Regions from separate parts of the Homo sapiens genome. Here all the other regions are linked to region 4. The links are chromatin contacts, found by Hi-C in ENCODE. All regions are on one chromosome and are shown on one strand. The core of a region is the stretch at or near the end of the contact, and the rest is flanking DNA. Distances in the headings are between cores, read along the strand shown. Region 1 overlaps EBF1 (EBF transcription factor 1). Region 2 overlaps EBF1 (EBF transcription factor 1). Region 3 has its middle 270 kb from the start of LINC02227. Region 4 has its middle 220 kb from the start of CLINT1.

What was found. Hi-C counts contacts between places; a loop is a spot of excess contacts on that map. Pooled maps may share reads with other maps.
Region 1: a map of B cell shows a loop between it and region 4 (3-fold over the local background). The contact joins two enhancer-like sites. A Hi-C loop is called at or near these places in 1 of 168 maps with a recorded cell type or tissue (B cell), 3 of 37 single-sample maps with no recorded cell type and 2 of 50 pooled maps.
Region 2: a loop to region 4 is called in a pooled map, with 3 times the contacts of the local background. The contact joins two enhancer-like sites. A Hi-C loop is called at or near these places in 2 of 37 single-sample maps with no recorded cell type and 2 of 50 pooled maps.
Region 3: a map of OCI-LY7 shows a loop between it and region 4 (3-fold over the local background). The contact joins two enhancer-like sites. A Hi-C loop is called at or near these places in 1 of 168 maps with a recorded cell type or tissue (OCI-LY7), 4 of 37 single-sample maps with no recorded cell type and 4 of 50 pooled maps.

What each region holds. Positions count from the first base shown.
Region 1 is chr5:158,873,985-158,876,684 of GRCh38, reverse strand. The region is part of intron 6 of EBF1 (EBF transcription factor 1); the gene reads left to right. Among named protein-coding and RNA genes, the nearest start is that of EBF1, 220 kb to the left of the region's middle. Within about 2 kb of position 1,269, at least 2 of the 41 ENCODE cell types and tissues checked have a DNase peak (open chromatin) inside an H3K27ac peak, as active enhancers do.
Region 2 is chr5:158,897,278-158,899,977 of GRCh38, reverse strand. The region is part of intron 6 of EBF1 (EBF transcription factor 1); the gene reads left to right. Among named protein-coding and RNA genes, the nearest start is that of EBF1, 200 kb to the left of the region's middle. Within about 2 kb of position 1,402, at least 3 of the 41 ENCODE cell types and tissues checked have a DNase peak (open chromatin) inside an H3K27ac peak, as active enhancers do.
Region 3 is chr5:158,675,642-158,678,341 of GRCh38, reverse strand. No RefSeq gene overlaps it. Among named protein-coding and RNA genes, the nearest start is that of LINC02227, 270 kb to the right of the region's middle. RefSeq lists an enhancer at 931-980. Within about 2 kb of position 1,266, at least 3 of the 41 ENCODE cell types and tissues checked have a DNase peak (open chromatin) inside an H3K27ac peak, as active enhancers do.
Region 4 is chr5:158,074,162-158,076,861 of GRCh38, reverse strand. No RefSeq gene overlaps it. Among named protein-coding and RNA genes, the nearest start is that of CLINT1, 220 kb to the right of the region's middle. Within about 2 kb of position 1,406, at least 5 of the 41 ENCODE cell types and tissues checked have a DNase peak (open chromatin) inside an H3K27ac peak, as active enhancers do.

The sequences.
Region 1 (2,700 bases), core at 20-2,519, 800 kb before region 4:
AAATTGAACACAAAAGGCAGGCCCATGGAACAGTGGCTCTGAACTTCTTAAACTGAATAATAGGGCAACGTGAAACTTTTTATGGAAAGATGTTGTTTTTCCTGAAGTTCTTGCAGTACAGGTTGTAGGAGCTTCCTTTTCTCTCTATGCCCTCGGAGGTCTCACAAAGCAGCAGGCTCAGTGAGACCGAAAACATCAGTGTGTCTCCCATCTAGGAAGTCTCCAGTAATAACTGGTCCATGTAATGAAAGTTTCTTCTAGCCAAGACTCAAATAGAGAATTCTGATGTAACTTCCTGAAGAGTACACTAGAGGGAAAAGGGGTCGTGGGATTGAGGGTAGAGATACATGAATCTCTCTAAGCCTCAGTTTTCGTATCCTTAAATGGAGACAATAATAATACTACCTATTAGAGGTATTGGGAGGCTAAAGGAGACAGTGCCTGCAAAGTACAGTGCCTGCTTTATTGCAAGCTCACTGTAAATACTTGAGGTTGTTACTGATTTTTGTTCCTGCTAATATTATTATATTTTATATTATTGGCCGTAGTGTTTCAACTAGTCATGTGATACCGAATATGCCATGGAACAGTTTTTTGGCCTCTAAACTTTTCGCATCCACAAAATGAAGCAGTTGGATCAGAAGATATCTAAGGTTCCTTCCTGTGCTAAGATCCTAGAGTCCTAAAGTTCCATTCTTGTTGTTGTAATGAAGTGAAAAGCACACATATTCATACCAAAAGGGTCATAAATTTAAGATTCTTCTGTGGAGGGACTGGGAAAAGTCTTTACAGTTTTAGGTTGTAATTAAGAAAGTGAATTATGCTAAAATTGACTTTAGGAAAACAATGGTGTTTTGTGTAACCACATGGATATCATCTGGGTATATGTAAATAGGAGGCAGGTAAAAATGATGAATGCTAATCTCTGTAAAATTCAAATGAATATTAACTCTTATTCAAATAGCACAAGTACATTGCACAGGGAAATCAAGACGTGAATTCATATAATTTCATTTTTTTCAGCTGTGCACATCCTTTGGTTACAGAAACAGCTCAGAACTTAGGCATTGCTCATTTCCTAATAGAGTATGACATCTGGGCTGCTACTTTTAAATATAGTAGCTTGTTTGCTCAGGCTTATGGCTCAGTAATATTTGTTTTGTCTTATGAATGTAGTGAAAGCAGGGATTACAGGTATTCCTCAAGGACTAATTAGAAATAAAAGCTTATGTATATGAGGGAAGTTTTCGGATAGGAAGTGCTCTTGCTTGAGTCATGAAGTGACACTGGTTTCAGTTTCAATTTTGATACATTGGAACTTGGTACTTTTTGTAGAGTCCATTTGGAAAGGTTAAAAAAATCACTTGGAATTATCTGCAGAAGTTCAGGTTAAAAATTGTTTGTCCTTCTTCCTCGGTTTCAAGCTCCTCTACCCTATTGACAAATTCATACCTTCATTCCTCTGTTTGGATTTTAGGAAATAAATTCAAGAAAAGAAAAATATGTAACTATCATCACTGTTTCCATAAAATAAAGGTGTTCTAGAGATCAAAGAGAGGCCTTGTCTTGGAAATACAATTTGGCCAAAACTGCCTGGTGTGTGTGTGTGTGTGTGTGTGTGTGTGTGTATGTGTGTGTGTGTGCTTGTGTGTGTTCATCTCTCCATGATTCATTCTGAGAGCTGTTTTAGCCTTCATAAAATATTCATGCTAGTTGTGCATGGTTCTATAATTGCCATCTCAGGCCTTGAATTATTTATAGGTTGTACTGTTCACATAGTCTCATTTACTGATAGAGAAGATAACACCATACAAGAGGATCCCAAACACTCTGAGGCCTGTTACTTTGCATTAAGTAGTGGAATTATATTACTGTAGGTGTAAAACACTGGCCTTTTTTTTCCTCCTCTCCCTTTAATATATCATTTTTGTATTTATAATATGCTAATTGTCAGAATGCTGTTAAGCCTCATAATTCCTGCCGAGTCTTGCAGAAATCAAGATGTGGCTGAGATGATTTAGCTCTTGATCTCAGAATGATCGTTCTAAAAAAAACCTGTCTACACACAGCGTAATTTATTGAAATGATGTATGACTTTACATGCATACCTGAGCCCTTTTGTTTTGTACTATTGATCAGTTTGTATGTCTCAGTGTTAACCAACACGTGGTTGGTTTCGGTAGACATTTACCAAGAGCCTTGCAAGCTTGCTGTCCCTAATTAAATACTGAGTCTCAATTCACTTGTGTGACAGTTTCTCTGCACCTATTTATTTTGCTTTCCTAATTCTCCTTTCCCTTTTCTGCCAACTTGATCTTTCTTCCACATAGATTATATTCTTGATATTTATTTGAGGGTAGGAACATGCTATAGGAACATACTATAGTTGTATCTCCTCTCTCTTTTTTTGGTGTTATTTAGTTGCAAAAGTCCATTTAATGTTAATAAATATCAAAAGCCAGATTCACCACAGAGTGTACTTTTCTGGTATTTCATTATCAGTATCCATGTTTAAAGAGGAAAAACAGAAAAATTCATGGCAGCTCATAATCTGCTGATATATTCTAGTTTTCTCCTCTACCAGTGGAAACTCATGAATTTTCCTCTGGCCTAGGAACTTCCAACTCTATACAAATCACTAACAAACAATCCTCCATCTCCTCTCTTTAGGCTGATCAATATTTTCTCTCTAGCCTTCTT
Region 2 (2,700 bases), core at 153-2,652, 820 kb before region 4:
GGTTCGATGATGCCATCCAAAAGAGGGCCACAGAGTGGGAGGGCGATGAGCAATCCATCTTCTCCCACCCACGGTTCTTAATTGTGTGATGTAGGGGGTGGTAGGAAGAGAAGAGGGTTAAAAAGTTTGCCCACAAAACCGCACCTTTCTCATGGAAATGGCCATCCTAAAACACATGGCTCTGACCACCCAGAACTTTTAGAATATTCCATTCAATATCTCTTCATTTTCCTTCGGTCTAAATAGAATGGATGAAGAGGCTTGGCTGTGTAGTTGTCAGTGGGAGCTGCCATCTTCTGTCAACTTGGGAGTGTATTAAGAGTTTCTAACCAATTGCATTGGTCGTTACATTATAGGATTTCCTATATTGCAAGTGTTCTTCCCGTTAACAGCTTTGGTGTCTGATTTTGGCCAAAGCAGATCATTGGGATTCAGAGGGACATCCTCTTCTTTTTCCATTGCAGAAACAATCAAGAGTCTGTGCACACGGCACTCATAAAAGGAAAATGATCAAAACCACACACACAAAAAGACTATTAAATTCCAGATGAGATTACTGCTTCCTGTGATTCCCACCATTCGGGAATGCCTTTCTGCTTCGTGATTGCCCACTGACAGACTTACACAAGCAAGATGTAAACATAGTAGGATTATCTCTTACACTATCACATATGTTTTATGCTAAATCATTAGACATCTAGGATGGTTTTAGCCATGGCCTGTTTTCAGTGCCAGTGGTGGTATATTTTTGTACTAGTGTACGTGCTTTAACTCACAAGTAATTGCAATATTTTCTAGGCATATGCAAGGCAGAAACTGTTTTATTTTAAAATGGCACCTGTTGGAATAGTTTAATATGTAATTTTCATTTTCACGTAATTATTCAGATACATTATTGAATAACTTACGCATCTTGTATTCAACAATATGGGGAACAGTATACTGTGTGTCTACAGTCTTGGGCTGCTGATAGTTCCTCTGCATTCATTAGAGGAATGACTGGGGCATCTTGGGCTGAAACCTTGTTATCGCTGCTCTTTGTAAGCAGGTTGTGTTGTCACTGTAGGGAGGGAGGGCTGTTTTAAGCTTCGTTCCCACATTTCTTTTTGCAGGGCTGGTAGGACCACCACCTCAGGCAGTCTTTCACTGCCCTGTAACGTGGATCCTTCCTAAATCTTCACTGTTGGATTGTGTGGCAACTTCTGCCTATTAGAGTTGCATCTGCAATAAAAAAGCGAGGTTCCTGAGAGACAAAAAAGATAATCCCCCGCTTAGTGCGTGGATGACAGCCACACTGAGTGCAGTACTACCAGTGGAAAGTCTGAGGTTTTGAAAATAGCAGAAGTGAAGGAAATGAAAATGTGATGTGAATTTATACCCAACAATTGTTTTCTATATTTCTCAGGCTAACAAATGTCCCAGTTAGAAAAACCTCTGGTACTGGGTAGTTTGGAAAAATAAAAGTTGCATTGCAAAAATAAAAAGAAAGATCCCATTCTAAGGTTAGAGCAAATGTTTGAAGGTGGATAGAACTTCCGATTCTGGTTGGTGGTTTATTACATATGCTTCAGGGACTTGGGCACATTTGACTACAATGAGTAATTTCTGAGAAAGGATAGTGAGGGAGAAGAACTTTTCTGTCAGCGTCAGAAATTCTTAAGTCTGATGTCAAATGATTAGTAATGATGTGGAACAGTTGCCAATGCAAATATTGGTAAAAGGAGAGCACCTGGAGATATCAAAAAAGACCAGGGGCTATTCAGACCCAAGATAGATGTCTCTGGTCTTCAGTAGCTAAGTATATATACTATAATAACAGTGCTGCTTTTGATATTTAAAAAAAATGTTTTAAAGACAAAGGGTAAACTTAAAAGTCATGGTTCTTAAATAGCAAGAGATTAGGGTCTTCTGGGGAACAAAACTCCAACAAAAGATTCCCTTTTACACAGTTTTAGAATCAGCAATGATCTTTCAATGGCAAATAGTGATGGCCAGCATTTGTTGAGCCCTCTAGATGCCTCGCCCAGTACCCTTTGTGCATTGTCTCATTTCCTCCTCACAGCAGTCCAGTGGAGGTAGTATTAATATCCCCATTTTCCACTGTCAAAGCTCACACCACTCTTCACTGTTGGAGACAAGACATAATTCTCCATTTCCAAACTAATCATCTTATAAAAGGAAGAAAAAGTGACTTCACCAAAACAGCTGTGGGGGCAGTGGCACAACTTGAACTTGAAGCTAAGTCTTGTGGCTCTTTTTGCCATTGGATGGTGGCTTCTATGAAATTCTGTTGCTTGTGGTTAATTAGTATCATCAACTTGCACAGTTCATTTCTTAGTCACATATGCATGTTAACTGTCCCTTTCAACTAGATGAGAGCAAGAATGATTTTTTTTTTTAACGTTTAAGTTCAGGGCCACATGTGCAGGATGTGCAGGTTTGTTATATAGGTAAACGTGTGTCATGGGGGTTTGTTGTACAGATTATTTCATCATCCAGGTATTAAGCCTAGTACCCATTAGTTATTTTTCCTCATCCTCTCCCTCCTCCAACCCTCCACCCTCTAGAAGGCCCTAGTGTGTGTTGTTTCCCTCTATGTGTCCATGTGTTCTCATCATTTAGCTTCCACTTGTAAGTGAGAACATGCAGTATTTGGTTTTCTGTTTTGTGTTAGTTTGCTAAGGATAATGGCCTCCAGCT
Region 3 (2,700 bases), core at 17-2,516, 600 kb before region 4:
TCTTTATAATTTTCCAGATTACCCTCCAATTCCAAGTGGACAAAGCTCTGTGTTTTTTTTTTTTTTTTGTCCCCCTTCGCCTTCCTTTGGCGATGAGGGGGTATTTTTAACCCAGCACCTTTAAACACAAACACACTAATAAAAATCTCTGAATCTAGACAGACAACATTTGTTAAAAAAAATATGCAGAAAAACAATTTGTACATACTATGAAGAGGCTGAGGAGTTAGGGTGGAGGCACATTTTCTGGGCAAGATTATACCTCTGGTATTTTTAAAATCAGTAAATACATCATAGGTCCAATGTGGCAAGATTTGGTGTGGGTTATATAGCCGCAGTGATCTCTTTTCTGGTCTCAAAGTATTCCTCATGGAGATAGCAAATATGTCATATGAAAAAAGGCTATATAATGCCTATTTCCCACTCCATGCCCAGGTGGCACTGCCACTGACTTCAAAGCATGCCTTATCCTTGTACCTGCCGCCCTGCAGATAATGTATAAAATAGCAGAGAGACAGACACATGTGCATGCCGAGCAGTGTGCTTTAAACATCTCAATATATTACCTGGCATGCGGGGTGCATCCTGACTGCTCTATGGATGCTTCCCTCCCGCCCTCCTGCCTTTGATATGCAAGAAGCTAGGGCCAAATCAGCCACTCCGTCATTTCCATTATAAGTATCTTTGGGGATGCGTGCTTTGGCAGTGAGGTGCCAGGGCCCCAGATTGGACCCCACCATGAAGTTCTCAAAGCTTAGCAATTTTGCAGAATTTAATGGGCGTTGGGAGACGATTTTACAGACTGATTTCCAGGAGCACAAATATTCAAATTGCTCAGCCCCTATTTGAAGACAGATCTGAAGGTGCACCTTACAACCTGTGTGGAGCAGGCTCTTTTGAATCTTGTCCTTGAAACAAAAAAAGGGGGGAGAAAAAGAAAGAAAGAAATGCAGCGCCCCCTGGGACTTTACCGGCAGAGACTCTAAGTGCAGCGTGACTGCAAAGGCCTGCCAGGAGTCCTTGGGGCAGGAGGGAGGAAGGGGATGAGAGAGACCGGAGATGAGAAGGGCCTTCAACAGCCATTGGGGAGGCGGTGGCGGGGGAGAAGAAAGGGAGACACGTACTAAAAACAACAGAAACACAGGTGGAAACGGCCTTGTGGGAAATCAGCCTGTCAACAAACAAAGCTGGAGGCTGGAAACCACTGCCTCACCAGCCCAGCTCCTGGGCAAGGAGATTGTTCTGTAAATAAATTAGCGGTGACTTTGACTGCTTGGAAATTAATACTGACACCATGAAAGCAGCAAATGGCTCCCTTTTATCAGGAGCAGAAGCACTACACTTCGCAAACGGATCTTCTTTGCCTTTCCCTGTTTTATTTTGCTTTGTTTTCTCGGGGAAAGTAAATTAGAGCCACTTACATCAGCAGCTCAGGTTAAAGAAGGGGAAGAAGAGAGAGAGAGAGAAAAAAAAAGTTTCATTTCATGTACCAGTGGCTTAGAACTTCATTTAAAGCTAATCACGCCCCCCACTTTCTGCGAGCCATTTCTGACAGCCAGCATAGCCTAGAATGCCCATTGAGAGACCCAGGCACAGTGAGCTTTGCTGGAGTTGCACCCAAAGAGTGGGGAAGTGGTCTCCAGGTTTCTGTCAATGGTTGAGAAAGTGCAGTTTCTAGAAAGAGTCAAGTCATCTAAGGTCTAACTTTTAAGAGCTGCCCAGTGTGGGCTTCTTCCAGAGGATCTCAGGTATTTCCTTAAACATGTACTCTTCTTCCAGAAAGATGACTGCGTTGTTTTTTTTTGTTTGTTTGTTTTTTACCTTCAGAAGATAGGAGTACCTCCAAATTTATCAGGTAAAATAACTACCTTTATGAACGTGACCCAATAAGGCAAAGCAAAGGCCTTGAAACTGTAATCATGTTTATACTCTTGTGAAAAATCAGAAAATCTGTCTTTTCGCTCTATCTTAATCATTGCCCTTCCCCCAAACAAAATGGACCAGTGATTTTAAAGAATCAGATACCTTTAGAAAAATTGCATATTGCAAATCTCTATCACTCAATATCCTACTAGTAAAAACTCTCTCTTGACAATTTCTGTACATCTGTGGTAAACTCAAAATTGATGGTGGCAAAAAGGACCTTGAAGCCTCATAAACTCTTGAAGCATGTTCTGGACTATAAAAGGTGCAATTATTTAATCTAATTTTACCAGAAATTACAGTTGTCTCTGCCTTGGAAGAGTGATAATCCATAGGTAATAGTCATGGTGACTCTGAAATAGCCAGAATCCTAGATTAGTGAGAATGACTCCAGTACCACCAGACATCAGAGTCTTTATTGCATATTAATTCTTTAGCTCGTGTTGAGACAAGCTTGCTGGGACTCCTTTGTTACTTTGTTACAGTTGCAAACTCCCATGTAGACAAAGAAAGTCAAAAGAAAACTTAGCCCTTGCACACCCAGCAATAAAAGATTGTAATGGACACAAAACACCACAACAAGCTGCTTCATTATGAAGTGAATTAGAGGTGCTGCAACTCGCTGCAGGGATCCCTCAAACTGTCAAGAACTGAGAAACACCTGGGAAGTAGCTGATGCTAGAAGGGACGTAAGGAAAGCACAGGAAAGAAACTAGAATTGTGTCAAGGACATTGGGCACATGAGTGGTGAGCCACAGAGTAAACACGGAGTGACCC
Region 4 (2,700 bases), core at 157-2,656:
GCCTAGTCTCTCATTTTACTCAAACGTCAATCCTATTGGGCAAATTGGACAGGAATTACTAGAAACTTCTATCAAGATAAGGAAACTGAGGTCCAGAGAAGTTTGGTAATTGAATTTGAACCCATTAAGTGAACTCACAAACATGCTAATAAACTCTGTAATCTTCTGACCTCCATACTGATCTGAGGGTCTGTTTGATATTACATGATTTTCCTTAAAACTGTTCTTCAAAGAAATAGTGGACATCCAGTCCAGCAACCTCACTGCCGAGCCTTCATAATACTCATCCAGGTTGTAATTGTATAGTTATTTTCTGATTATAAGCCTGATCCAAAGTGAGTGCTTAATAAATATTTGCTAATGAATGAATTCTACCTCCTGCGCTGACTCTAAGTTTTAGTAGAGTGATGGCAAACCTGCTTTGCTCATTATCAAATCCCCAGCTCCTAACTAGCGCCTCACACAGAGTAGGCCTTTATGAAATATTTATTGATAAACAAATGAACCAATCAATTAGTCAATGCCTAAATGCCCTCCTTTGAAAAGCATCCATGAGGCCCACAATCAGATTTCTTTTAAAAATCTACTTTCTGTTAACCCCCCAAACCAGGGCAGTGAACCCAAAACAGAATAAAATTACTTCTAAAATGAACTGTTACCCAGTTGCAAATTGGCTCTGGCTGCTGCTGCTGCTTCTCCCCCATTGACACTCTTTTCAGGCAGCGATTTCAGGTGATGGCATTATCATCAGCGGAATTCAATAAAGCGGCTGGCTTCCCCGCCCCCCACCCCCCCATCCATGTTTATTTTCTATAATCCGTCTTACAGCGGGAGACCATTACCCAGTCAAACAACGTTCAATTTCATCGGCATTACCGCTTCAAGGAAACAGGCAGAGGGTTCGCACAAACGTGTGTGTAGTAAATTTAGTCTTTTAATAGGTTCATTCTTTATTAGGTATTTATTTCGGGAGGCAAAGTCCTAATTAGATTAAGTGGAGAAGCTAAAAAGCTATGGAAACCCACAGAGATATTCCAGAATTAGATGGATTTGGTTTAGCTTTCCAGTTTCCCCTTTATTTTCTTCAGTTGGCTGGAGAAATCCACACAGCAATCTCCAGCCCCTCAGATAAGAGTTTGTGAAATGAAACCCTGCCAACGTTTTGTGTGAGGAAGTCGCATTTGTCTTTCTCCTGCGCAAAGTTATGTGGGACTAGAATCGAGGAAAAAGCAGCTCCCAGAGCCAATGGTGAACCCAATTTACTGTGGCAGATGAATATAACAAAGGTGGTGGTCTAGATGTTTGGCCTCAAGGCACAATTCAATTTTCAGCTGTTTCAAAGCTATTATGTCAAAGGCTGTTTGCATAAACATAAAGTTGCCGGGGTGATCTTGGGCAGGCGGGAGTGGAGACGTCTGCCCTCTACTGCTCAAAATGGAGATAGCGGCTGGACGTCCCCTCAACCCAGAATTAGAGCTACAAAAACTTCAGCTGTCTCCCAAATAACAGGCCATCTCCAGAACCTTCTGAAACTTTTTCTCTCAAGCTTTAAAACCAGAGTGATTATTCAGTTTTGTGTCGAGGGGGGAAATGCAGTAGACTGAGGATGTGATGAGTTGATGGATGATGTGGGAACCTATGAAAAAGCTATTTCCCTTCTTAGAATTTGAAAGAAAATTCCTTTCACCCGCCCATCCACCCACACGTATATATTTATATCATCACATTGATATTTAATATGTTTTTTAACATAGAAAGCAGAAACAGACAATGACTCACAGGAAACAAATCAATACATTTCAGAATGGGCTAAAAATGTCACCATAAAAAAATGCTTAATGTTTATGAGGGCAAGTGTAGGGGCATATCTTCTCAGTTTCATGTTGGAATTTAGTAATTTCCTCATGTTTTGCCTCTCTTTGTTCTTCTCTTTAATGAAAACTGTGCCAAGCTATATGGTAAGCACCTTACGCTCTCAGAGAGACACCAATAACGTGTAAATGTTCCTTCTAAATACAGATCTTTTTTGGTGAAATACAGCATGGGCCACTGCTGGGGGGGACTTTTCAGATGGGGTCCCCCAGACAAAGAGGAAGGTCAAATGCAAATAGGGGGAAGATGTGGTCTGAGAGACACTGATGTAAAATCCAGTCAGTCCAGAACCAAACCTGGAGCAGAAAAACACCCATCAGATGATATTGATTCCAAATGGCACAGAATTAATCCCCAATTTGATTTTGTAAACTAATGTTCCTATATCCAGAGTTATCCTTAAAATGTTTTATATTGTAAAATGTCCAATCTTTGTTCATTACGGAACACAAAATATTCCCTCGGGACACCCAGGTACCAAATAAGGCCCTGGCATGAAGACTGGATGATATAAATACATACATGGTGTTCACAGTCCAGTGAAGTTTATAGTTCAGTGAAAGAGACTGTCATTCATCAGATAAAACAATCCAGTCATTAATTACAAAATGAAGGTGATTAAAAAATGGTGCTCATAGGCCGGGCACGGTGACTAACGCCTGTAATCCTAGCACTTTGGGAGGCCAAGGCGGGTGGATCACCTGAGGTCAGGAGTTTGAGACCAGCCCGGCCAACATGGTGAAACCCTGTCTCTACTAAAAACACAAAAACTAGCCGGGCATGGTGGCAGGCACCTGGAATCCCAGCTACTCAGAAGGCTGAGGCAGG